Linked DNA regions of Homo sapiens: region 1 is linked to region 2. The links are chromatin contacts, found by Hi-C or POLR2A ChIA-PET in ENCODE. All regions are on one chromosome and are shown on one strand. Each heading gives the region's core, a stretch centred on a gene start or an enhancer-like site at or near the end of the contact. The rest is flanking DNA. Distances are from core to core; before and after follow the strand shown.

Region 1 (6,467 bases), core at 1,592-4,091, 230 kb after region 2:
GACACATGTCACACCCATGTCCCCGTGAGGTGGGAACCCTGGGGCCTGGACAGGCCTGAGTGTGGTCTCAGCCCCATCACACACAGCTGGGCAGCTAGACCTGGGTGTCCCCACAGGGGTGCCAGGACACCTCCCAGGGGTTGTAGTGAGCCCTCAGCACCCGGCCCACAATGGGCACAGCTCAGCGATCTCCCAGCATTCCCTGATCCTCGGACCCTGGGACGCAATGCAACCCCTGCTCAGGCCCAGATGCAGCCAGCATAGGACAGTCTGTGACTTTGCCTGGGACACCCACTGCATTTTAAAACTGCACTTCATTTGGCAGCCCCAGGAGCCAGGGCGCTGCCCAGGCCTGTTCTCAGAGGAGGTATTATGCCCGTCCGCCCGCCTGCTGTGGCTGCTCTGTGGGGAGCCTGACTTGGCAGCTCCCAGGCTGTGTCTGGTGCCAGACCTGGCTGCACATGGAGCCAGGGATGGATTTAGAAACCTCTCGCTTCTCCCAGCATGGGCAGAGGCGCCCAGATTCCTCCCCGGCCTGGGGCCACCATAGCAGGAGAAGGGGAGGGAGGCAGAGGAAGCCAGGCCCAGGGAGGGCCAAGCAGCCCCCAGGCAGACCCCTGGACCGTTCCCCAGTCTGCACTGCCGCCTCAGGGACCTCCCCATCACCTCAGCAAGCGCCCTTTTCTGTAAGGAGGGGGTAAGAACACCTGCCCTCGGGTGATGTGAGAAGCACACTCACGCGGGGAAACAGGTCTTAGTATTTTCTTAGACTTTGTTTTGTTTTGTTTTAAGGCAGGGTCTCACTCTGCCGCCTAGATTGGAATGCAGTTGCATGATCTTAGCTCACTGCAGACTTGACTTCCTGGACTCAAGCAACCCTCTTGACTCAGCCTCCCAAGTAGCCAGGACTATAGGCACACACCACCACTCCTGGCTAACTTTTAAACTTTGTGTAGAGATGGGGGAGTCTCTCTGTGTTGCCCAGACTGGTCTGGAACTCCTGGGCTCAAGCGATCCTCCTGTTTTGGCCTCTCAAAGTGCTGGGGTTGCAGGCGTGAGCCACTGCACCCAGCCTCTTAGACTTTTGGACAGCAGAGGGGCCAGGCCTTTAAATGTCCTGGGGGTGTGATGTGCTGTCCGTGGGGATGGTGGGGTCACCTGCCCCAGCCTCAGTGGGTCCCTCTTTTACATGCCTGCAGCTCACCGGATGCTCCCGTGTGGCACTCAGCTATCATGAGGTGTGCATCCGTCCAGGTGGACCCCAGAGCCCCGCATGCAACCACGGGCCCCGCCTGGGCCTCAGCCTCCATCCCAGGAATGGGAGAACCAGCTTCACTTCAGGCCAGGAAAGAGGGAGACTGAAAGAGCAGATGACATGGGACAGGACAGAGCCTGAGGCCCAGACAGGCCATGAGCGAGGGGAGGTGAGAATAAGGCCACAGGTGGTCCCGTGTCTGCCTTCCCTGCTCAACGTGCAGAGAGGGCTGGCCATTTTCTCCGGCTTCATCAGCATGCTCTACAGTCACTGCGAGTGTTGCAGGAGGAATTGTGGCCTCCTCCACAGCAGCGAGAACACTGAGCCCCGTTTCATCTGTCTTCCTCCTGTTTCCTTGAACCCTCCCAAGATTCTTTCTTTGGTGCGTTATTCATGTTGTTCCTTTTCCTGCAAGAGAGAGGCCTTTGTCCTCCTTGTTCAGCAAGCACCTAGTCAGTGGTAAAGTGCAATATTTAGCTGGTAACAAAGGTGTGGAATGGAATTGGCTTCCATGATTTGGCGAAGTATTTGCAAGAAGCCTATGGTGAGGCTTCTTGTTTACAGATCCACGTGTCTTAGTGGAAACCTCAGAAACACATGCTCTCGTGGATGCTGTCATTCTTCTTTTTTTGTTTGTTTTGGTTTTTTGGGGGGGGGTTTTGTTTTTTGTTTGTTTGTTTGTTTTTTGAGATGGGGTCTCGCTCTTTCTCCCAGGCTGGAGTGCAGTGGTGCAACCTCAGCTCACTGCAACCTCCACCTCCCGAGTTCAAGCCATTCTCCTGCCTCAGCCTCCTGAGTAGATGGGACCACAGGCGTGCACCACCACGCCCAGCTAATTTTTGTATTTTTAGTAGAGACTGGGTTTCACCATGTTGGCCAGGCTGGTCTCAAACTCCTGACCTCAGGTGATCCACCCTCCTCAGCCTCCCACAGTGCTGGGATTGCAGGCGGGAACCACTGTGCCTGGCCAGATGCTGTAATTCTTTGGAAAGGGATGGAGTTGGCATTTCCCCTTATGCTGTTGGGAAAATGGCTTTGCTAAGATGTCAGAAGTCCCTGTTAATACAACTTAAATAGATAAACCATAGTCAGAGCCTGGGGAAAATTCCTGTTTAACATATTCATTTGCATGCAGTGATGACACTTATTTCAAAGCATTCCTGTCTCAGCAATGCAGTAGGTCAAATGTGTAGGCATCCCTGGGCTGGCACAGGTACATAGGACTTCTAATGCTTGGCCTTTTCCCTAGTTTGATTGTACTCTCTGACCAGCCTGATTTAGGAAGGGTTTGATAGTACAATATCCGTCTTTCCCTCACGCGTGCTGCCAGTCCCAGGGGGATGGGAGCAGCCACTCACCCGTAGGAGTTCCAGGTGTGCACAGCTGGCTCAGAGCCTGCTGGCCCAGCACACATTTCCCAGGCCAGCACAGTGTGCTGAAGTGCTTTTCATCAAACAGTTAACAAGACTTCCTTATACATTTCCCCAGTGTCAAGAAAAACAAAAGGTGCCCAGTTCTCTGCTGCCTCCAGCAGTGCTGGGCAGAAGTGAGACAGGAAGCCAGGCTCCCGAGCTCACACACGCAGACGTAGGTGGGAAGCTACACTGCGTGGGCTTTCACATCCCCAGGGCCCGGGCTGAGGCCTCTTAAAGACAAGCTGGCCCTGTGCTTGCTCCACACCTGACGCACGCCAGGCCAGGCCACAGCGTGGCTCTCTGTCAACAGAGGAAGTGGCGCAGTAAGTGGCCAGCCCCTCCCTGCTTTGGAAAGGTCCCGCTATTCACAGAATCCTGGGTGTGAGCCCTGACACCAAAGGCAGAAACCACAAGGGAGAAGCCAGCCCTGGCTGCCTAAATGCGAAATAAGCCTGTTGCTGGCTGCCACGAAAATGCCACTGTGTTCCAGTCCTAAATGGGGTGCATGCTATTGGTTTGAGACAGTGATTTTTTTTTTTTCTTTGAGACTGGGTCACACTCTGTCACCCATGCTGGAGTGCAGTGGCATGATCTCCGCTCGCTGCAACCTCCGCCTCCCGGGTTCAAGCAATTCTCCTGCCTCAGCCTCCTGAGTAGCTGGGACTACAGGCACACGCTGCCACACCCAGCTAATTTTTTGTATTTTAGTAGAGATGGGGTTTCACCGTGTTGCCCAGGCTGGTCGCGAACTCCTGACCTCAGGTGACCCGCCCGCCTCGGCCTCCCAAAGTGCTGAGATTACAGGCGTGAGCCACTGCACCTGGCCGAGAGAGAGATTTTTATCACATGAAGAAAATAGCTTCTTTCTGTGTTTTCAAGGTTGTGGCTTTTTTAAAATCAGAAAAGAATATTGAGTTTTCTCAAATGCCTTCTCAATGCGTATTAAAATGACGGTACATTTTTTTCCCATGGTGTATTAAAGTGTGATTTTGTAGTAACAGGTTTAAAGCATTCCTGAAATTAGCCCTCCTTTAAATAAAATATGCTATGTGGCTAGATGAAGTTTGTTAGCATTGGGTAGGGGACTTGAGTGTCTATTTATAGGTGGAAGCGAAGGGCATCTGTTCCGTCCGTGTGCGCATGCGTTGAGACGCATGTCATGCCATCTCAAGAGGCTTGGGATCAGGGTTTGTTAACTTTTTTAAATGAACTGGGAAGCTGCACATCTTTTTCTTTCACTTTAAGAATTTGCAGTGGCTCACGCCTCCCACACCTGTAATCCCAGCACTTTGGAAGGCCGAGGTGGGAGGATCGCTTGAGCCCAGGAGTTTGAGACCAGCCTGAGCAACATAGTGAGAACCTGTCTCAATTAAAAAGAAAAAAAAAGAATTTGAAAGAACTGCCTGGGATCTAGTGCCTTTTGAAACAGCAATTCTTTAATAACATTTGCCATTTTTCTTCTTGGAATTCCTCCTTTTTAAGTCGATATTTGATAGTTTATAATTTAACCAAAAAGTATCCCAATTCACTGAGGATTTTCCAATTTTTAACAAACCTTTTTTACGTATTAATCTCTTATACTTCTTCTTTTTCTTTTCTGTTTTTTGTTTTTTGTTTATTTGTTTGTTTGTTTAGGACAGTGTCTGGCTCTGTCGCCCAGGCTGGAGTGCAGTGGCACGATCTCGACTCACTGCAACCTCTGCCTCCTGGGTTCACGGCATTCTCGTGCCTCAGCCACTCAAGTTAACTGGGACTACAGGTGTGTGCCACCATGCCTGGCTAATTTTGATATTTTCAGCAGAGATGGGGTTTCGCCATGCTGCCCCGGCTGGTCTTGAACTCCTGAGCTCAAGTGATCTGCCCACCTCGGCCTCCCAAAGTGGTGGTATTACAGGCGTGAGCCACCGCACCTGGCCTATATTGCTTCTAATAATTATTGATGGACAAATTATGTGCCATTTGGAGAGATTTATTTTGTTCTTTTTAAAAAATATCTTGCTTTGGATACTTATTTTGTTTATTTTCATTTATTTTTGTTTAATAAAATAATTTATAACTATTAATTTTTCTCAGAATTCACTTTTGCCCCATTCCATTCATTTGTACATATAGTATTGCCGATCTTGTTCTCTTAATATTTTGTAATTGAATTTTTAAATTCTCCTGTGACTTCGAAATTATATAAATGATCTTTCATTTCTAGGAATTCCATTTTTTTAAATTTATCCTTTTTTTAAAACTAATTTTTAGTTTTCAGTATTGTAGCCTGAGAATATTGACTTATGATTTATACTCTGGGGATTTGATGAGTCTCTTTTTGCCGCCTAACACAGACCCAGGGGCCTTTGAAAAGCCGGCTGAGTCTCTGTAGAATAGAACCTTTATCAGACAGTCACTGCATCGGTTTATTAACATTATTTTTCATAATCACTTTATGCTACTGTTTATCTACCTAGCCTTGGGAGGTGTGTTTAAGTCTCCCACGTGTCTTGCGTTCCTGGCAGCTGCGGGCTGTCTGTACGCTGTGGCGCAGTGCCAGCTGTCCTGGGTGGAGCATCCCCATCAGCCCCACTGATGGCCCTTCTCACCGGCCTGGGCCAGGTCTGCTGGGAAGCCCACACCCCTGCTCACCTTCTGTCTGCGTCTCCTGGGTACATCCCTCTCTCGCTGTCTTCCTTCAGGCTTTGTTTCACTTTGCCTTGGAGGTGGCCACTGTGACCAGAGTAAGGGGGATTTTTGCTCTTACCCTCCCTGCCCCGGTGGTGTCTGCAGTCTGGTTGTTGAGACCAACAGTGGGTGAATAATCACATGAGTTCATGGACAGCCACAAAGTAACACCCATCTATGAAGGAAAACCCCACTTTGCTGGGGAAGCCAAATATGATTGAAGCATCCAGAAAAGGCCTCTTTGAGGACGTGACATTTAAGCGAAGGGCGAGCATAGGGTGGCCTTGTGAAGATGAGGCTAAGAGCTTTCCAGTTAAAAGGAACAGCATGTGCAAAGGTCCTGAGGCAGAACACTGGCCACTGTGGCTAGAATGTGGCCAGCAGGAGGGAGGGGACCCAGTTGAGTGACCCACACAGAAGCTTCTGAATCTGGGACAGGTGTAATGGTGAGCACTGAAGGCGTGAAGCAGGGGTGGGAAGGTGTGGACGGTGGGCTTGGGCAGCGGCCAGGGTGTGGGATGTGGCCTGGAGAGCCCGTGGTAGCTAAGCCCAGCATGCAGAGTGGAGGGCGGTGGAGGGGTTTGATGGCTGCCCCTGACTAAACTGGGGGAGGCAGAAGAAGGGGTAGATAGATGCCAAGCCCCCACATACTCACTACAGAAAAGTGGAAGCTGGTATGTAAGTTGTAATAACCCATCCACCAGGACGAGTCACTTCTGCCCCATCCTGGGCACAGTGATGGGGCCTCAGGAGGGGAGGGCACCCTTGAGGGAAAGGGGAGCCATGATAACTCAGGGGATAGGCATGGCATGGGGGCCCTGAGTCACATGTGTTCACAGCCAGAAGTGAACAGCCCAGGCTTCAGGTGGAGGAGGGAGAATGGGGAACTCTCAGGTGCAGCCCAAGGCCGAGAGAGAAGGAGCACTTCGCGGGGGATGCCTCTCCTCCGGGGGCTGGTAAGGGCCCGGGGTCTTCAGTGAGTGAGGATGCCCCACTGCCACCCGGAGCAAGGCTGGAGTGAGGATGAGGTGGGGGCCTGGAGCAAGGGCGAGGTGGAAGAGGGAGGGGTAAGGAGGGATCGGGAGGAGGAGGAGGGGCTGGGAGGAGGAGGGAGGGATCAGGGGGTGGAG
Region 2 (7,041 bases), core at 4,094-6,593:
AGGTCCATCAGCAAATGACGGGGCCTCGGCGGTGTGGCAGTGTGTTCAGCTGCTGGCATGCCGCCTCGGGAACAGAAAAGTCACGTTGTTGTGTATGCGGGTAACAGCTCCAGGGAGGCGTGAAGAGAACTTCCTGGCAAGGAGTGCTGCTCCAAGACTGAATGGACTTTTTTTGAAGTGCAAGGGTCTGGCCTCTGGAAGGGTGTTTTTGCTGCCACCTTTGAACTTCTCTGTGAGTTTTTAAATTTTGAGCAAATCGCCTTTTATAATCATTCTATATGTACTTTTTCTACCCAACGGCTGCATAGTGTTCTCTTCCCACAGCTGATGTACTTAAGCCCCATCCTTCTCTGGTATAAAGAACGTTGCGATGAACATCCACTGGCAATCATCTTCCTACTCATCTTTGATTGTTGCTAGAAGGGAAATTGCTGGGTTCAAAGGATGCTGACCACTTGTTAAGACTCCTGGAGCACCCAGATTTCCATCCTTCTTAATCTCGTGTTCCATTACATTGCAGAATGTAGTGACAGCCAAGAATTTCCATTCATAAAACTCAATGTAGGGTTTTCTTTGGAAGCTAACAAATGACTTCAGGCTTGTCATCAGACCATTGCACTGTGCTGACTCTGAAGAATTTGTAAGTTCTTCACATCACTTTAAGAATACTTATAATTTTACTTATTCATGAAAGCATTTAAATAAGCTTCTTACTATTAAATAATTTCTTATTGTGAAATAAACCATTTACTTCATTAACTTATGTTTTTTAAAATCAATGAAACTAAAATTCTAAGGTTAAAGAAAAAATTCTAAGGTTAAAGTAAAATACAATAGTAATTTAGCTTAAAAAAAGAAAAAATGCTGATTTTCTTATTTACTGATGTGAATTCTCAAGATGTTTTTGTATTACTTATTGAAATAATGTTAATTTCTGAGCCTGTGATTTTGAACAAAACATGTATAATTGAAGTAATCTATAATCTGTGAAACAGGTATCTCAATTTTTCTCAAAGGTTTTAATTAGAAAGTCAGGGTTGGAATCCACTCTTCACGTAAGAATGAGATGGTTTCCAGAGATACCAACAAGCCAACACATCTTAATTTGATGCCTTTTTATTATCAGCAAAATATTTAAAATTGGGGTTTTATTCTGAGTAACTTATTTCATGCTATGAAACTGCCAAAAACAACTACAAAAATAAAATGAATTTATGTTCTTTATAAAATGTTATTAATATGAAAACCGGACACTATGTGAAAGCGATATTGTGTTTATGTAGGGAGAGTGTGTTAACATTTTTTTCAGCATGGCTGAGTTGGCTGTTTTTGAATTTGAAACTTCTGCAGTCTGGGTAGACAGTGCCACCTCCCTGCAGCAAACATGGGCATCCCTTACTGTTCTGAAGACCCTCAAGCTGCAGTCAACACTGGGGTCGTTTGTGGAAGGATTCTTTCTTGCTGTCTTGATTTGCAAGAACACCTCTGAAGGTCTTTGAATAGTAAATGCTGTTTCCATGGCAACTGCAGTCTGGCTTCAGTGATCCCTTAACCTGTGTGCCTTTGGCTCAAAGCACCCAGGAGCTCACGGCCTTCCCCAGGGGCGTCCCCCTCGGTCCTGTTCACAAGCATGGACTCTGGCATGGACGGCCCCACCCTGGCTGCACCACCGATTGTCCACATGACCTCAAGCAGGTTATTTGGCCTTTCTGTGCCTTCCTTGGAAAAATGGGTCTAATACGTGGGCTTGTTTTAAGAATTAATAAGAGAACTGGCACACAGCACTCGGCACAGTGCCTGGCACATGGAAAGCTCTTGAGTCGGGCTCCATCCCCCAAATCGAGCACCTCAGTTGTCTGTAAATGGGCGCATTGGCAGTCCTGTGCAGCAATGCAAGATATTCTTGGTTTTTGGTTTCTTTTAAATTCTTTTTAGGTTTCTTTTAAAATGATCAGCAGTCTTTGATGATTTATGAGCCTGTGATTTTGAACAAAACATGTATAACTGAAGTAATCTATAACTGTGAAACACAGGGATCCCAATTTTTCTCAAAGGTTTTAATTAGAGTCAGGGTTGGAATCCACTCTTCACCTAAGAATGAGTTGCTTCCCAGAGGTACCAACAAGCCAACATGTCTTTGGTATGTTATTCTTCTTGCTCCTCTTCTTGGGTGTGGGGATTTTCATCTCTTCCTGGAGACAGGGAGGCCCTGAGAGGTCTCGGTGGTGACGGGTTGCAGGCAAGAGGAGTGAAGCAAACCCTGCTGGTACTGCAGAAGCCACACGGAGTGAAGAGACATGTCCTTGACGTCATAGAGTGGAGTGCGCTTTCTTTCTTTTGTTCTTTCGTTCTTTCATTCTTTCTCTTTCTTTCTCTCTTTCTCTCTGTCTCTTTCTTTCTCTTTCTCTTTCTTTCTCTTTCTTTCTTTCCCTCCCTGCCTTCCTGCCTTCTTTTTTCTTTCTTTCTTTCTTTCTTCTCTTTCTCTCGCTCTGTTCCTTTCTTTTTTCCCTCCCTGCCTTCCTGCTTTCTTTCTTTCTTTCTTTCTTTCTTTCTTTTTCTTTCTTTCTTTCTTTCTTGTTAAATCCATATCACAAAGCATTTTCACAGATAGCTTGTTTCTAGTTGTTTTTTTTTTCACTTTAAGTTCTGGGATAGGTGTGAAGAACATGCAGGTTTGTTACATAGGTCTACACGTGCCACGGTGGTTTGCTGCACCTGTCAACCCATCATCTAGATTTTCAGCCCCGCATGCTTTAGGTATTTGTCCTAATGCTCTCCCTTCCCTTCCCCCTGACCTCCTGACAGGCCCTGGTAAGTGTTGTTCCCCTCCCTGTGACCATGTGCTTTCACTGTTCACCTCCCACTTATGAGTGAGAACATGTGGTGTTCTGTTCACCATTCACTCAGAGAACATGTTGGTTTTCTGTTCGTGTGTTAGTTTGCTGAGAATTGTGGCTTCCGGCTTCATCCATGTCCCTGCAAAGGACATTAACTCATTCTTTTTTATGGTTGCATAGTATTCCATGGTGTCTATGTGCCACATTTTCTTTATCCAGTCTATCATTGATGGGCATTTGGGTTGATTCCAAGTCTTTGCTATTGTAAATAGTGCTGCAGTAAACATACGTGTGCACATGTCTTTACAGTAGAATGATTTATAATCCTTTGGGTATATACCCAGTAATGGGATTGGTGGGTCAAACGGTATTTCTGGTTCTAGATCCCTGAGGAATCCCCACACTGTCTTCCACAATGGTTGAACTAATTTACACTCCCACCAACAGTGTCAAAGCATGGAGCACACGTTTGTTCATTCATTGACCGTTCCCTGTGTGTGGCTTTCATAGTATTCATTTGGGATCCTGACGTGAAATGGCCTAACCAGGGTGGAGTGGCAGTTGTGTTCCCGGCACAGGACTGGCCCAGCCCCCGAGCCCTGTAGCTTCCCTAACACCATTCACTCAGGCTCCGTCAGCCTCTCCCGGGTTCCTGGGCTTCTCTGCTTGTTTTCATGAGGTTTGCGCCTTTCTCCTATGCCAATTTACAGTACACCCTTTAGCAGCTGCAGCCACATTTGGCTTTACAACCCCTGGATGCCCTCATGTCCTGCCCAGACCCTTCTTTTGAACTCCACCTGACAACTTGACACCCCCCTTTCCCCAACACTCTTCATCACCCTGCCAGCAGCTGCTCCTCCTGCATTTCTCATCCCCCCACCTCAGAGCTGCCTGAGCCGGGGCTCCCCCGAGCTTGTTCCCCTCCCCTCCTCGGTGAAATCGTGAAGCTGGCTGAGGCCCCTCCCCTCACATAGTGACCTCGGCAGCCTCCCAGTCCATCTGCTTCCAAGATTGGCCCCACCACACCTGCATCTTCATCTTGGTGTCCTAGTGATCCTAGGACATGCCAGCCTTGGGATTGAAAACAGCAGCCTCTCTCCCCAGGACAAGGCCCCGTCACAGCTGTCCCTGTGCCTGTCATCATGGCCCCCTGAAATAAAGTCTGCCTTACCATCTTCACAAAAGGAGAAAGAAAACACAACCCTCATGCTATGGTTCCCCGCCTTACCATCCTTAATGACTCCCATAGCTTCCGGGATACATTTTAAAGCCATATGATGGCACCAGGGGCCTCTTAGCCCCCTCCTTCCTGCCTCTCTCCCATGGGGGTCTTACACTCCAGTTGTACCGAGCTACTGAAGAGCGTTTCCCATCATTTTCCATCCTTCCAGCCTCAGTTCCCCCTCCTCCAGGAAGCCCTCCCTGACTTCCTCGGCTGGGGTAGGAACATTCACACTAGCTGCTTATTATCCTCACAGCATTTTTCCTGAGGTTTAGCTTACAAGAAGTCTTTCTGTTGAATAAATGAAGAAATCAGCAACAAGGGTAATTGTTGCTGAAAGAAAATATTTATTATATTAAACGTAATACATGTTTATTATAGAAAAATAATAAGGAAAATTCAGGCAATAGTAGAAAATAAAAATTATGCCTCATACTTGACCAAGCACAATACCTGTTAACATTTTGTTTATTTTTCTCCATTCTTTTATCTGTGACTTTTTTTTAACATAGTCTCAATTATGTGTCTCTAAATAGCGCATTTTTAAAATCTCCTTTTTTTAAGGAAAGAAATAAGCGTAACTCTTGTATCAAATGCTCTGTAAAAATGTTTTAATGGCCACAAAATATGGCTTTGAGGATGCACCATCACGTCCTCACTTCCGTATTGCTGGACACTGAGGCTTTTGTGTTTGTTTACTGCGGTGAATAGCATTGCAGTGAACATCTTTAAGAGTGAGGTTTTTCTACTTCAAATTATTTCCTTAAATTAGAATATTAGAAGTGCAATTTAAACCCCAAACCTACAAACACGGTTAAGGACCTGGAGCTTTGCTTTCCTGAAAGGGTGTATCAGTTTACACTTGCATTTGTGTTGTCTGAGAGTGTCTTGTTCATCACAGGATTAAGTACTGTGATTATCTCAGCTTTGTAAATTTGACAGCTAAAAACTGGCAGCTAACTGATTCTTAGGTATCTCAAGTTCTTTTTCAAATCGTCAAAACGTGTCTTAGAGTGAGTGTTGATATTTTCTTGCTGATTTGTGGATTGCTTATTAACCTTTTTCATAGTTGTTGCAAATATTTTTTTTCAGTTTAGATTAGGAACTGAATATCTTCCTCATGTCTTTAAAGAAATATGCCTGACCAGGTGCTTGATAACCCTAAACGGAGTTTCCTGCCGGGCTTTCTCTTGTATGATGTTGAGGCCGTCACGGTTTGTTGAGCAGAGGAGTGAGTGCTAAAAGCTGGAGTTCAGCAGAACCACAGTGATGCCTCCACCCCGGGTAAATGCTTAACCACACTCCTCCCTGTAAAAATAACGGTGTCATTAAACATGGACCGGCTGTTCCATGAGCTCATTCCTAGGAAACAGTGGCTGAGTAGCAGAAGCCTGACCGGTCTCCATTTCCGCCCAAATGTGGGATGTGTGCACGTGGCATAGAGCCTCGCACGTTGCTTTTGGGAGAATCAGCTTGAGTCAACTTCTGGCAAAAGATTGGGGCCGTCTTTGGACAGATTTGAATATTAGACACCATATCATCTAATGAAAACCAGCTGGGAAGAGTCAGTTTTCCTGTGTTCTTGGGCATTTGACAAATGGTGGGAGATAGTTCTAATTTTAGAAAGGAAAACGTAATGCATATTCTCATGATGATTTGTCAACTGGATATTTTGCAGAGAGGAAAACGTCTGAAATGTCCCAAATAAAGCTATCTGCTGTCATGAGAACACAGCTGGCAGGGCAGAAAGCAGTGTCGATCAACAGGAGGTCGTCCTGCACCGGGACGTCAGTGCCCCGACACCTCGGTGTGTCCCTTGGCTGTGTGGCCTTGGGCAGGTCACTGGTCAAGCCTGAGATAATGACATTGGTCTGCTGGGGAGCAGCGGCCCTAGGCCAGATGTACTAGGAGGCCCCTTCCTGGCTGTGATTTTAAGATGGAGGGGAAAATGTTTATTTGTTCTGTGAAAGCCAGGGGTGGGGTAGGACAGAGCCAGCAACACCGACAGCCCATCATGCTGAGCCAGAGGTCTGCTGAGCTGAATTGAAGCTGTGTCAACTACAGTACGTGCCTCACCGAGCCTCAGTTTCCACATTGGTGCTGTGCAGATGATAATACAGACTTTGCAAGGCTGTTGAGACTTACCTGCACTAAGACATAGAAAGTGCCCAACACAGCGCCTGCAGGGCCAGCACTCGGTGGCAGTCTAAGGAATGTCTGTCACAGCGCTCCCAGATGGCAGGTCCTGCCTGCCTGGGCCCAGCTCTGGCTGTGTGGCTCAGGACTATGGGACCTCTGCAGGCTGCGTCCCCTGCCTGCCTCAGTTTCTGCGTCTAAGCTAGAAAGCATGATTGTTCCTCCCCGTGGGGCCGTTACGAGAAGCAAGCACATGGAAGCGTGCCAGGCATTTTCCGAACGTCTGGAACATCCTCAGCGGCAGGGTCTCCTCCTCCCTCTCCTCCTCCTCACTTAGAAATATTTTCCCTGGGAGTCCCACGGAGGTCGTGAAGATGACAGAGGCTGCTGGCACTAACAGCTGTGTGGGGCAGCCCAAGCCCCTACTTTGAAAGTTCCATTCCATCCCTCGCATTTCATCTGAAGAGCGCTATGTTCTCCCTGGGGAGAACTGGCCTGTTGCATATGAAGAGTCCAGAGATTTTGAACAAGGGAACCCCTTCAGCTTCGAATGACCATTACCGTTGATGATCCCAGAAGTTCCCTTTCCAAGCAGTGACCCATGGACTTGTGTCCCTCGTGTGATAACCTGCACTACACACATATCCTACAAGTGTCCATAGTGGTTATAAGCTGCCACAGCCATACAGATCTGAGAGCCAGAGGCCTTCAAACCAGCTAAGGCTCTGAAACACTTCAACTCCACTTAAGAAAACAAATCGGAGCACATCCGTGATCCCACAAATGCTAATTTGCTTGTCACACATCAGAAACCCAGGAAGGCACAGAATAGATGCTCTCTTACTG

The links. A loop is a pair of places that touch in the nucleus more often than their neighbours do. ChIA-PET counts read pairs that join two places held with the same protein, here RNA polymerase II (POLR2A). Pooled maps may share reads with other maps.
Region 1: a loop to region 2 is called in a map with no recorded cell type, with 5 times the contacts of the local background. The contact joins two enhancer-like sites. A Hi-C loop is called at or near these places in 6 of 37 single-sample maps with no recorded cell type and 7 of 50 pooled maps. POLR2A ChIA-PET finds 5 or more read pairs at or near these places in 2 of 52 experiments (H1 and OCI-LY7).

Annotation. Positions count from the first base shown.
Region 1 is chr2:237,895,875-237,902,341 of GRCh38, forward strand. All of the region lies in intron 2 of RAMP1 (receptor activity modifying protein 1), which reads left to right. Among named protein-coding and RNA genes, the nearest start is that of RAMP1, 39 kb to the left of the region's middle. RefSeq lists enhancers at 1-3,081, 3,049-3,098, 3,179-3,288. Within about 2 kb of position 2,842, at least 29 of the 41 ENCODE cell types and tissues checked have a DNase peak (open chromatin) inside an H3K27ac peak, as active enhancers do.
Region 2 is chr2:237,664,393-237,671,433 of GRCh38, forward strand. The region is part of intron 1 of LRRFIP1 (LRR binding FLII interacting protein 1); the gene reads left to right. Among named protein-coding and RNA genes, the nearest start is that of LRRFIP1, 40 kb to the left of the region's middle. RefSeq lists an enhancer at 1-387. Within about 2 kb of position 5,344, at least 19 of the 41 ENCODE cell types and tissues checked have a DNase peak (open chromatin) inside an H3K27ac peak, as active enhancers do.